Linked DNA regions of Mus musculus: region 2 is linked to region 1. The links are chromatin contacts, found by Hi-C or POLR2A ChIA-PET in ENCODE. All regions are on one chromosome and are shown on one strand. Each heading gives the region's core, a stretch centred on a gene start or an enhancer-like site at or near the end of the contact. The rest is flanking DNA. Distances are from core to core; before and after follow the strand shown. Region 1 holds the start of Necap1 (NECAP endocytosis associated 1). Region 2 holds the start of M6pr (mannose-6-phosphate receptor, cation dependent).

Region 1 (7,265 bases), core at 751-3,250:
TATGTGATTGGGTTAGTTGGATAATCCAATATCTTCTTTTTAAATGTATTATCCATGTATGTATATGTGTGTGAGCCATGCCCTAACACATATGTGGCAGGCAGAAGACAATGTGTAAAGTCACATGGATTTGGGAGATCAGATGCTGGTTTTTCAGCCCTCACAGTAAGCACTTTACCTGAGATGGGCTCCAATTTCTTTTTCCAGTGAGCATTTGCTGAGTGCCTACTAGGTGCAAGACACTATGCTGGTCCTTCCAGTCCCCACAGATACAGTTTAACAAGACTTCAGGCTATTCATTCCACCCTGGAGCTCAGAAGACTGGACAGTAAAGCAGAGATAGAGATGAACATAAAGTGCTATGGAAGTCCGCAGAGAGCTGGCCTGAACCAAAGACTCAGGTAGAGCAATGTGTAAGCTAAATCATAACGTGGTACCTGTGACTACCATCATGCTGAGTTTCAGTCATGGTCAATGTGAGATCTGAGTGGCAACTCCTTTACCAAAAGATATACAACTCGTAGGGCCCACTGCACAGGTCTGTACAAAACAACTCATCAATGATGAATGACCCTCTGGTTAGGAAGCAAAATGGAGATGTGGAGAAGGTAACTTTCCAGCAAGAGAAAAACCATGAAGGTATGTAGGTCAGAAAAGGGATACTACTAGTACTGTATTTTTATAACGATTTAGTTACCCTATACTCTTTTATTTAACTCTCAAAAAAAAACCTGTGAAGGGGTTGGGGAAATGGCTCAGTAGTTAAGAACACTTGTTGCTCCTGCAGAAGACAGGGGTTCAGTTGCCAGCACCCAGATGATGGTTCACCAACATCAGTGACTCCAGTTCCTGGAGATCTGATGTCTCACAACATCACTCTGACCTCTGTGAGCACAAGGCATACCCACTCATACAGACAGACAAAACACCCATACACATACCTCTAAAACAAATAAAAACCTGTGAGGTACACAAGACGTGCACAGTCTTCTCACGCTACTTCTCCTGTTTTACAAATGAGAACCCTTAAGGCCTGGGGAAGAAAAACATTGATTGGCTCATAAATTACACAGCTATTTAGTGTCGAGGGCTCAGACCTAAAGAGTTTTCAACACAAATCCCAGCGAATTCTCTTTGAACTCCTTAACATCCTACAACAGCCCAAAACCTCAATCACTGGATTACAAGGTTGTCAGGCCTTACAAGAGGAAAAAAAAAAAAAAAAAAAAAAAAAATGCTGCACTGACTCTGGGAAAGCTCTAAGAGAGGTGACTGGATTGATAGGAAGGCAGAAATCCCTACATAATCAATGTGTGGGGGGGAGGGGTACACACACACAAACAAAATGAAAACACGCAATAGCTCATCACTGGAATACAAGATCTTAACGTGTGCCTACTGCGCCCCCCCCCCCCAAAAAAAAAAAAAAACTAAAGGATGATGACACTTGGCGAGAATGACAACAGTATCAATTAAAATAGATCATCTAAACAGTGGACAGCAAAACTACCATTCCGGACAAGTGTCAGGCGGGATCAGAAGCGCGGGGGGAGGGGGGGGAGCGTGCCGTGTGCGTGTGCGGACGCGCGCGTGGAGGATTACAAGCCAAAGGTCGCAGCAAGAGTAACAGATGGAGCAGGCATGAATGGATTGCGGATGACGAGGAGCAGACGATGTCTCAGGGGGAGGGATGGGGAGGAGAGGTGGAAAGACGCATGACGGCAGGAAGAAAAGAAAACAAAATCAGAGTTCCAGCAAAACAGAAAAGTAGACGGAGCCGCCGGCAGCCCGGGTGGCAGGCTAACTACGGCGGCAGCGGCTCGAGCCGATGGCTGCTGCCCAAGGACACAACCGTCACCCCGGCGGGCGCCGGCTGCAAATCCCCCTGGGTACCTGTAACCGCGGTTGGAGGCCCGCGGCGGAATCCGGTAGACGCTGACGTCGGGCTTCACACACAGCACGGACTCATATTCCAGCTCTGCCGCCATCTTGGCTCCGCTAGCGCCGCGGGGGCGGGGCACGGGTGGGGGCGGGCTGAGACGCCGACGGCTTCCTTCGCGTCACTTCCGCTCGGGTACAGCTTCGAGGTTAACCTCTAGGCGGCGCAAAACCTGTTACAATCTGGAAACGCTGATGCGCCTGGCTCGCCATCTTGAGTAACGGCAAAGACAGGCTCAGTGGTAGAGCACTTGCCTGCCAAGGCCTCGGGTTGGGCTCTTTCCCCAGCGAAAAATTAAAAATAAGAATTCAGTTCTCTTTTACCTACCTTCAAACGGTAACCAGAAAAAAAAAAAAAAAAAGTCACTGAATATACGAAAACAAAACAGAGGTTGGACAAAATGAATCTCTGCTTTCTCATTCTGTTCTCATAAGCAAGTGTCCAATGCATAATCTATTAAGTGCTACCATGGGGTTGTTTTGTTTTTTTGCAATTTTGTAGGTTTTGTTGGTGACTTCTCCATATTAAAATGACTGATTACAGTGCTAAATGCTATCTAGCATCCCTCAGCATGAGTAGCCCAGCTGGCTACACATCACGATGAGTACTAAACAGCTCTATCCACAAATATGTTCTTTGTGCACTCGCAAATAAATGTAAGCTTACAACAGTGTAACTTAGAAATGTTTTAGATGGCACTGACTTCAAGTGGCAAAACCAAGTCTGATCTTATCTTGTCCCCCCCAAAACACCAGTAGCAGCCTCTTTCATTGCATTCTATCGACTGGTTGACTTTTACTTCTGATTGGTCTGCTTTGCCTAGCAAAGCCAGTTCAACAAGAATTAGACTTTAGGGTTGGTGAGATGGCTCAGTGGGTAAGAGCACCTGACTGCTCTTCCAAAGGTCTGGAGTTCAAATCCCAGCAACCACATGGTGGCTCACAACCATCCATAACGAGATCTGACTCCCTCTTCTGGAGTGTTTGAAGACAGCTACAGTGTACTTACATATAACCAATAAATAAATCTTTAAAAAAAAAAAAAAAAAAGAATTAGACTTTAATTGGCTGGTAAGGATGTAGAGACTGGCTACGGTTGCCAGGACTATAAATTGATCCAACGCTGCTTTGAAGGGACATTTAGCAGAACTCTCCAAATATTAAGTGGGTGTAGCCTTTAACAGTTCCACTAGCTTTTTGTTTGTTCATGTCTGTTTATTTGGAGACAGAGTTTCAATGTAGTCCAGGCTGGCCCTCATCTCATTATGTACTAAAGAATGACTTTGAACTTGTAATCCTCCTGCCACCATAGTACTGGAATTACAGGCATGTGTCACCACACTCTTTTCTTTTCTTTTTTTCAGTGTTTTGGATCACATCCAGGGTTTTGTGAGAACTAGGCAAGCATTCTATCAATTTAGCTACATCCCCAACCAAAAACTTTTTTTTCTATCATATACTTCTCCAACACATGTTATAAAGAGAATACATACACTGTGGATGGAGACATAAAAAAGAAAACAGACAGAAAAAATGGTCTTTTACTGGTTTCCTATTTCTAAACCTATGATCTCAACGGAAGCCTCGGTCATGTTACTATACCGCATTGAACTCTTTCGTTTCCTCTTTCTGGATCAGCAGTGCTGACAATCCCTTACTGAGGCCCCAGCCCCTGGTTCACCTTTCAAGTGCTATGTATTTTTTTCTCCCCAAATCTGGTCATCCTAGAGACTTCTGGTTTCACATAGTTAACTCTCCCTAATCTTACACTCCTTCTTGCCACATGTAAGGTATGATATACGATAACCACCTGCAGCTTACTCCAAGAATTTGTAGTTTGTTTAGTATTTTAAAACCAACAAACATAATACGGGATATTAGCAAAATAATGAGGAAATACACACTGGCCTCTTCTACACGTGCAGCACACCATTTTCCATGGTCTTACAGTGTCCTCTCTGATTTAGATGGCCATATTATCCTAATTTTCCTGGTGGTGGTTTGTTTGTGGCAGCATCCCATTCTCTTGGCCAGGCTTCTCCTGTTTCTGCTTCCTAAGTGCTATTACAGGTGCAAGCACACTCACCTCCATATTTAGTTCTACTTCTGAACATGTATGTCCACATATGTTTCTCACTTACTCCTTAGTAAGATCTTGAAGTCTAATTTAAATATCACTGTCTCTGGGATTTGTTCCTCATCTTCTGTTTGCTTGCTTGTTTCTTTTTAATGTACGAGTGCTTGTCTATGGGTACCACAGAGACCAGAGGAAAGCACTGGATTTCCTCAAGGTGGAGTTACAGATGATGATGCTTAGAACCAAACCCAGGTTATGTGGCATGGCTTGGCTCTTCCCTTCTTTCCTCCTTTATTCCCCTTTGAGCATCAGCTGAGGTTCTACAGCTCCCCTGGTCGGATGTTTTTCTTTTAAACCAATAATACCGTCCTGTGCTTCCATCTGAGTCAGCCCTTAAATTCTTATATTATGAGGTACCCTAAAGGAGTTCCCAGTTGCCCCCGTATCACTGGTCTTCAGCACAATTTCTAGTATATCGTAAGAACTGTAGATATATTTGTATTATATTATCATTACGACCTGGTTAGCATTTGTTCAAATCTCAATCAAAATAATTAATAATGCCTTGACTGTGACATTAATCCCAGCACCCAGGAAGCCCAGGCCAGCAGAACTTGATGAGTTTAAGGCCGGCCTGGGCTATGTAGTGAACACCTGCCTGATTGGGGAATGGGGGGATGTTAGGGTGCCTTAACTAGAATTCACTTCTACCCACCACTGGAGGACAAGTAGCTTACATAGCTCACAGGTTCAGATTAGCTGCTGAAAAAAAAAAATCTCTCTTCTGTGTGACTTCCCACGTGTATGTGATTTAGCCACGTTGTAGGAAAACACTTTTCTTGGAAATGATGTCACCTTGCCCATTTCAAACTGTGATTACTTTTAATGCAATGTAACCATGAAAATGAGTCACATATTTATTTACTTTTTCAATCATCTTTACCCACACATAAAAAGTTATTTTTAACAAGTTTATAAATTCTGCCTTACACCTTTGTCCAGAACAACATTATCAATGGTATTTATTAGGGTATAATATCCCTAACTCTTGAGGCTGGAGAGATGGCTAAGCAGTTAAGAGCTACTTTTCCAGATAGACCCAGGTTCAATTCCCACCACCCACATGGCAGTTCACAGCTGTCTGTAACCCAATTCCAGGGGATCCAACACCCTCACACAGACACACATGCAGGCAAAACACCAAAGCTCATAAGATAAAAATAAACCATTTTTAATAAACTGGCCTCACACAGGATTCTCAGAGATCCATCTGCCTCTGCTTCCTGATTGCTGGGATCAAAGGCATGTGCCACCACACCTGACTTGTCTCATAATTTTTGAAGTAATATTTTTCACCACATGGCACTATACCATCTGGGCAGCACACAAGATGCTAGTTACAGAATCGTGTACATAAACTTTTCATGTAAAATAAGCCAAAAGTTATTTCTCAAGTATAAAAAGTGTAGAGTCTTTTTCCAAGGTGTTGTCGGATCCTCTGAAGTTGGCAGTCACATTAACCAACACAACATTCTATGTGTAGACTTAGCTACACATAGAAAACTTAGAAGGGGACACACAGCCAGCGTCTGTAACCAATTGGGAAACGCATTTGAAAAGAGACCATGAAAACGAAACTTAACTCCTCTTTAAGCATGTCTGCACAGGATCTTTACGGTATACATGTACTAGATGTATAATTCAAAATACTTTTAGTAGAAACCTGGACCTGCAAGATGGATGAGTGGATACCTCACCTGCCATGCAAGTCCAATGACCTAAGTTCGACCCTTAGAGCCCACAGTAGACAGCTGCAGACAATGACAGCCAGCCCTGTGCTTCACAGCACAGCCGAAACAAGAGAGACCCTGCCTCAAAAAGGTAGAAAGAGAGAAGCAACTCTTGAAAGCTGTCCTTTGACCTTCCCACACAGGTCATCTCACACACACACACACACTAAAATTAAACAAATGAACAATTCAACAAGTACATGTAGGAAACATGACATCAGCCCTAGCATAGGTCCATGTAATGTAAATTAAACAGTGGAGAGTGTCACCCATTGACCTAAGTGTAGCCACTCTTACTCCTTACACACGAATATTGTGCTGTAGTTACTGAGTCAGGTTAAACTAGCCCAGCCTGCAACTCTCAGTTGATAATCTCTAAATCTGAGGAGTAATTTGTTTGTTTGCTATTCTCAACATCCTGAGCAGCACATGGGACCTGACAAGTATTTAGCCAGGAGCTCAAAATGACTTTGAGTCCCAGTCCTTTGAGTCAAACCCATCTTTGCCTATGTGGAGAAAACGAGATCAGGTCATTAAAAAGCCGAAGACTCGGTCTCAGTTGGGGACACTGGCTTAAAGTTGAAAATGAGAAGTTAGGATTCCGTTTCCTGACGATTTCAGGGAAACCTGTCCTCTTGCTCTGCTGCAGCGACTGCAAAGGATGATTCAGACCCAGGAGGCTTGAGGCTGTGATTCACCCTCAAAGAATCCCCATAACAAAAATGTGAGGCATGTCTCAAGCGCTAGCTGCAATTAGAAGAGTAAGGCACTAAGCCTAGCGTTTGCTTTTCACACCAACTGTAGCCATTCCTTACTATGCCATGAAACTGGTGGAGTCGGAGTAAGGGTGCGTCATTAAGAAAATATGTCTTTCCAGAGTAATGCTTGCTGCGTGAACAGTCTTGCGCGCTGTGGTTCAGAGCTTTGATTATCAGGAAAATTCTTTTAAATGTTCTTACTACATTTATTTATGCGTGTGTGTGCCCACATGCGTATGTGTGTTCTGGGCCTTACGTTCAGAGGTCAGAGGATAACTTGCGGGGAATTACTTCTTTCATTTCTCCATGTGGGTTCTGGGAATCAAACTCAATTTGTCAGACTTGGCAGCAAGTGCCCTTACGCACTGAGCTATCATGCCAGTCCTACAATAGAGTTTCTTTAAAGGTATCTGTTAAACAGAGGTTTTGAGACAAAGGCTAAGATGTTGTGGACCAGGAGGCCCCCACCCTTCTCTTCCAGACAGGAGCTCCCATTTGCAAAAGCCCACTGAGATAGGCCTCAAAAACCACTCAGGCAATACCCCAGCAGGCTCCAGGTACACAATGATATGCAGACAGCCCAGATGCCAGTGTAGTTGTTATCCCAGGGGCCAGCCTCCATCTTCACCTGGCAGCAGAACCAGGCAAAGTCATCCATATGGTACTGGCTTGAGAGCATGAAAAACCGCACGATTTGGGGGC
Region 2 (6,714 bases), core at 3,249-5,748, 570 kb after region 1:
AGTTACCATGCTCAGGAAAGCAGTCTCCCTCCTCCTATCAAAGGCATAACATCATTGAATTATGAGTTATTTGTGGCCCCATAGACTGTCCTACTTGTTGATAATAAGTTCAAACATACCATCCAAGACAGCAATACCCATTCTAGCTACATAAAAGTGTTAGCTGTTTCCCCACAGCAAGGGTTTGTCTGTTTTCATGGGATAGTCCTATGTTTAAAGATCATTTTCATGTTTATCTGAAGATTCCCTGACACAGAGGAAGACATACTTAGACATGCATATGTTTACATGTGTCTGTTTGAGGTTTCTAAAGTCTTATATGAAGCCATCAAGTAATGTTCCAATTTCTACAAGCTGGTGTTTTAGACCCTGTCTTTAGAAACTGATACTTTTCTGTGAAAGAGAAGAAAAACATACATAGTATCATGGCTGTGAACTTGGTATCAAAGAAGGGGATGTATTACAGCCAAATAAAACTAAGAGTTGCTAAAGTTCACATTAGAGCCTGTACCGCACCCCTTCCACATTAAACCTAAAGTAAACTCATGAAAGAGAAAAGACCCTTAGACCCTTAGATAGTTTCTTCCCTCTCAGGTTCTTTTTTTTTTTTTTTTAAAGATTTATTTATTATATGTAAGCATACTGTAGCTGTTTTCAGACACCCTAGAAGAGGGCATCAGATCTCATTACAGATGGTTGTGAGCCACCATGTGGTTGCTGGGATTTGAACTCAGGACCTTCGGAAGAGCAGTCATTGCTCTTAACCGCTGAGGCATCTCTCCAGCCCCCCATTGGGTTCTTTACCTTTTGTTAAACAGTGGCCGTAACCTCTCCAGGAGAGCCACCTCGTTCTTTGACTCCTTATCCTTCTCTCCTACCAGGTCACACGATTTTTCTTCTATCTGCCAGGATTCTCTCACAGCCACAGCCAGGAGTAGCAACAATAACAGTTCAGTCCTCCAGCAGCCAGAGAAGGGGAACATTCTTTTGGAAGAGTGTGTTGAAGGTGAAGGCAGGATCAGGAGAGAAACAAAACAGATCAATCACACAACTGTGCAAAAAATAATGGCATTTTGACTCTGCAAAAAGCATGACTGCTTCAAAACAAACGGGGGCTCAGTGTAGAGCCAAATGCCTTTAATCTCCACACTCAGAGGCAGATGCAGATGGACCTCTGTGAATTTGAGGCCAGCAAGAGATACTTGGTGAGACAACCTGTCTCAAAAACCTCTAAAACCCAAAACCCAGCGAAACAAATGGGGGAGGGGGATGTTAAGAGGAAGAAAATATAAGCCAGGGTGCACCCATCTTTGCATTGTTACTGTTTGATGAATTTATGTTGTAGTATCCCATTTTTCAAAGTCAAATACTAGTTTATAAATAAAGCCTAAGTCAGTGGCCTTCCCTGGAACATCCCATCATGGTTTACACAGATCCTAGCTTGAAGTTATTATGAAAAATGTAAGGAAGAGAGAGAAGCTTGACTTTGCTGGGCCCTAACATATCAGTAGGGAACATCCAACAATCTTTCTTCACATTCACTGGAAGCATGTGGAATGTGGGTGAAGCAGCCATAGTACCTTAACTCACCTCAATTACTTATGTGCCATTTCTCTGGGGAAAAAAAAAAAAAAATCACCCAATCACAGAAGAAAACTCACTGGGTCAAAAGGAGTGACCAGAAGTCTTCCTAAATCTACCTCGCCCCTTCAAGTCACAAATCTTAAGGCCAGCTAAACTTTCAGTAAGATGGCTGTCTTTTTACACTCTAAAGTTCTGAGTTCACTTTCTGTTTGTATTATTCTAACAGGCCCATCCAAACTATGGCCCATTGGACACATATATCCCCTGATACCTGTGAATGCAGCCCAACATATTCGTGGATGACAATGTTCTATTTCAATGTTGAAAAGCTGGCTACCTTCATAGTTAGGCCATAGTGACTGATGCTTGCACAAGGCTTCTACTAGTATCTATTAGTAACCCTTCAGGCCATTGACATTGTTTATTTTATAATGGTTTTACTCTTTTTTTGACAGTTAACTCTTCCAGACATTCTCCACAAGAGAGTGAAAGCTCTAACCCTGTGCTCTAAATTCATTTCCCTTTCTCCCTGAAAGGTACATCTGAGTTTCCATTTCCCATATGCAGGGAGGGTAACACACTTACCCATACTCCCCCGCCCCCCACATCAACTCACCAATACAAACATTTACAAGGCATTTATTTCCACCCAGTAATCACACGTAGCCAAGAGGTCAAAGGCACTCCTAACTCATCTCAGATAGGACATTACAGAACATGTGCAGCAGAGGGACAGCCTTCAGCCAGGCACTCTCTGAAATGCTACCAGACATTAACTAGTCAATCCTCTCCAAACCATGTATTAAACTTAACGGTCTCTGTTTCACAAGTAAAAATTACAGGACAAACAGAACAAATGCCACTGACACAGCTAATGGAGTAAGATGGATGGCTCCAGAGTCATCTATCCAGAAGGGAGCCAACCCAGAGCTGCCTTTCTCCTTTTTAAAACAGACCAGGAAGTTGGAAGTTAACTGTAACAAGGAGCCCAGGTTTAAGCTCTCCCCTCCCCTGAGCTCAGCTATTGCTCAACCGGTCACCTCACCTAGAGCTCCTCTGTTAACCTACTCGGTGCCATTTTCTGCAAGTTCTCTCAGGATTTAATTTAAAAAAAGTAACATTCTGGGCTCTGAGGCGCTTGCTCCCCAGGACATATCCTGGAGGGATGCTCTCACAGAATGAATGCTGTGCACTCTGGCCTCCAAGTTATTTCCTCATTTGTTAACTGTTGCTGCTTTCTCTTCCCAAATTAGGGCAAAGAATTTCACAAAATTGGGACAGGATGAAAAAATTAAAACAAGCCACGGTAGGCACTGGATGAGTGGAACTGTTTGTCATTTGCTTAAACGTTCAAAAAGTTAGTAGAAGAATAACTTTACACTTCTCCCAGCTTAAGATTTGAGTCTAATTTTGAGCTGCTTCTCCTTGATTCAGTGTGGTGTATGTTTGAAATGCTATGCCTGCATTGTGTTAGTTACACAGCCTAGAAAAGATGAGGGGTCTGACGCTTAGAGTTGCTCACTGAGTTACTTGTCCTAGGCTACACAAATATTAAATCAACCTGGATGACTTAATGCCATGAAGGCATTTGTGGTCAAACTTCTGATAAATACAGGCCCAAATAGAGAGCAGGATAAAACTGAAAGCTGGGCAGTTCCTATTTAGCATGGTCCAAAGAGATCCCCAGAGTGCAAGCACTTATAACTCTCAGACGCTGTAAAACAGGATCTTAGGCTCTTGAGAATTCCCCTTTCTTATTCTATAGAGACAGATCTAGTGGCAATGCTGAAACATTCTCTATAGGACGCCGAGTGACTAAGTTAGGGGTTGGGAAACTGCTGACCTCATTCAGCCCTGCACGCATTTTTCCACTCATGGCCGTTTTCCATTTTCTAATGGAGGGCTTTATTTTCTTCCTCCTGGTTCATTGCAGCCAACACGTTTAAGATCAGTCTCAACTGGCAGAAAGGCCCAATGTTTAAAGTGCCCCAAGGAGGTAGTTCTGTGCTTCAAAGTCTCCACAGAAACACAAGACACTCTTGTCACTCTTTTCCACACCATGCTAACAGACCTTCCTCGAACTTCTTCCAGGAGTCTGGAAATTCTCGCCTTCTATCTACTCAAAGTCATACCTTACCCCCAAATGACGCCATGACGCCACTTTACTCCCACGATACAGGTCAAAATTCTCTCTACAAGAATCCAGTTAACACTTCACACATGAGCACTTTCCTTTTCCAACCTTCAAAACATCTCAAATCCCTCTCTGATCTTGGAACTCCTCTTCCTCACTCCTAGAAGTCTGGCGTTCTCCGTTCTCATGCCTTTTGCCTCAAGTCCTCCCTAGGGCTCCCTAGCAGGATCTCCAGCCAGAACCACGGCCAAGCGAGAGTCCTGGTCCGCACCTCCTTCAGTACAGAGGTGTGCGAGGACCCCAGCCCGCTTCCTCCACGCCCCCAACACTCACGTGTCACGGGAAAACAGAGCAACCGCGGCTCAGAAGCCCCCAAGAATGTGTCTCTGAGGTTGGAAGACGCGTCCGGAGATCAGGGGTGCGGGGGCGCAGACCCCAGTCCCTCGATTCCTCTCTGAAGCCAGCGCTTCCCTAGGCGCCTCAATGCGCCCCGCTCCAGAAGCCGGAAACAGGAAGCAGCGAGAGCCTGCTGAGCAACTGCTCCTCCCACTAGACTCCGCGGCGTGTGACCGCAGAACCTTGGTTCCCTGGTCTCTCTTTTGGACGCTGATTGGTCAGCAGCCTAGTTCGCTGTTCCCCGGTCCCATCAACTCCAATCACTCGGAGATTGTCAAGATCAGTTTCTTCTTTTCGGGTCGCCTTTCTACCAATGAGGTTCGAGCTCCGCCTCCAGGGACTCTGGGCGGGCGCTCCTCATCCACGCGGGGTCATGCGCCAGGTGTCCCAATAGGTCTGAAGACAGTACGTGAGGGCGATCTGTGGAACTACAAAGAGTGTCGCTCCTTGGGCTTGCTGGGAGTTGTAGTTCCCTCGCCCGAAGCTCTCTGGGAGTTGTAGTTTCTAGGACTCTTCTGCTACCTTGGTGGCCTCTGTGAGGCGCTGTTTAGCCATCAGTCGGCTGGGCTCGCTTCTGGTTTGCAGTTGACTCTGCTACCCAGACAGTGGAATGTTATAGGTCCTGCCTGTCTTGATTTTCTTTGTTCAGAATTTTCTAATTCTTTCGGGACATAACTATTGTTACTGTTACCTGGGCAATGAATTTTCCTATTGTGGCATCTTGCTAGATAAGCATACTGTCAAAGGCATATATCAAAGGCGCCTGCCCTATGTGTGCCGGCCCTCTAGCCTGTACTTCAGTTTGGGGGGACCCGTGTCTTTGTGCCTTTGGTAAGGTCATTTGAAGACTCCTTGGATTTATTATCCACTTCTCAAGCCCTAGTTGTTCTTAGAGCTTGGTTTGAAACAATTGCGGCTTCCTGGATTCGCTCTCCAGGTTACTCATTTCTTCCTCTGAAGTTTCTTTTGGCTTTAGCTGCTCATGCCCCTTTTACTCTCACGTGCTTTTGCATGCACCTCCCTCACTCTGCTTAGATAGGGATTCATGTCAGAGGTAGAACTGTGCTTAAACTGCTAACACCGTAGTGTCCTATACTTTTTAAAAAAGTTAACTTAAAAGTTTTAATACATTTTAATTAAAGTATAATTACTTCCCCTTCTTCTGACTTTTTCCTTCTTCCATTTCTTTCGAAGGCCCCTTCACCCAGCTCTCCCCATGTCCCCCACTCAGACTGATGGTCTCATCTTCTTTAATTGTTATAGTTACAAATATTTGCATAGATACACTACAACCTGCTGAATCTGTTTATGTTTGTATGTACATGATTTCAAGGATGATCACTTTGTATGGCATAGCCTCACTTCTCTGTTAGCATATTGATATCGCCATTGTTTAGATCTTGTTTTTGCCACCATTTCTATGAGACTGTTTCACACCAGACATCCTGGTATTGCAGCTCTTACGGTTTTTCCAGCCCCCCTCTTTTTTTATGTGTCCTGAGTCATAGATGCAGGAGCTGTGATGTAGAGGTAGCCACTGTGGCTAGGCCCCTCACCACCTGCTGATCTCTGCACCGTGTCCTGTCATGGTTTTCTGTGATGGTCTGTAGTGAGAATTTTGGAATTTTGGCTTCTTTAACACAGAAAACAATTTTAAGAACATATTTCCATTTTGATCCCAGGTGTGGGATTTGGGGCTGCTTCAGATTGTCCACAACAGCTGGCTATGATATTTGCCTTGTGCTCTGACAGGGGACGTGGTTTTTGCTAGTCCCTGCTAGAGCACAAGGCAAATATGTTTGATAGTTTCTGTGGTGGTATTTGGAATTCTGAGAACTTTTCAGAGGGTATGTGCAGAGAGGCAGGGGTGGTTGTTGATCATTGGGGGTGGTGGTGGTGGTTACGGTTTGTTAGTAGTTGTGCTCAAAGAAGAAACAAGAAGGGAAATTAGATTTCAGAGATCTCATTCCTTTCCTCTCTCCCCTCTATCCTTTTTTTCCCTCCTATCTATATTAGGATGTTGAAGGAGTGGAAGAGAGGGAGAGAAGGGTGGAGGAAAGAAGAACCCACAAAGTCGCAAAGACCAGCTACAATGGTCTCCATTTGCTGTAAACAAATGCTTATTTGATATATGGTGAAATTACACTTATCTGTGGGCCTAAGGATATGATTTCGAATGCAGTTAGGAATTATGCTGACCTTGCAAATTGGTAGTACATTTTCTTCTAAGATCCTACCAGCCCTGGGAAGTTAGATTTCTAGTACCAGGTATAATTTTCCTCCTGCTGAGTGGGCCTTAAGTCCAACCAGACAGCCGCTGGTTACCACCAACATATGAGGGACATCTACTGTACCTTTATGGATGTCTTGCTATGCTGGCCATTGCGATTTATAGGTACCACAGCTGGGTAGGACTATGAATTGCCCCTTCTCTGGCACCTTGTAGAGTATTTTCTGGTACCTTGGAAGCTATACTGCAGGAATGCGGCTTTCGGGTTAGATCGAGCTCATACAGTCTGAGCCCTGTATCCTAGATGTGCTGTGTCTTCAGCAAGAGGAGCTTACCTTTGACCTCTGAGAGGCAACCGAAGGCAGTAGCC

The links. A loop is a pair of places that touch in the nucleus more often than their neighbours do. ChIA-PET counts read pairs that join two places held with the same protein, here RNA polymerase II (POLR2A).
Region 2: a map of T-helper 17 cell shows a loop between it and region 1 (4-fold over the local background). The contact joins the promoter of M6pr here to the promoter of Necap1 in region 1. A Hi-C loop is called at or near these places in 2 of 37 maps with a recorded cell type or tissue (both T-helper 17 cell). POLR2A ChIA-PET finds 5 or more read pairs at or near these places in 1 of 5 experiments (Patski).

What each region holds. Positions count from the first base shown.
Region 1 is chr6:122,869,292-122,876,556 of GRCm38, reverse strand. It overlaps Necap1 (NECAP endocytosis associated 1), which reads right to left and starts at 2,000. Exons shown (of 8, transcript NM_026267.3): 1 at 1,894-2,000. The coding sequence starts at 1,988.
Region 2 is chr6:122,306,504-122,313,217 of GRCm38, reverse strand. It overlaps M6pr (mannose-6-phosphate receptor, cation dependent), which reads right to left and starts at 4,498. Exons shown (of 7, transcript NM_010749.7): 1 at 4,052-4,498; 2 at 805-984. The coding sequence starts at 983.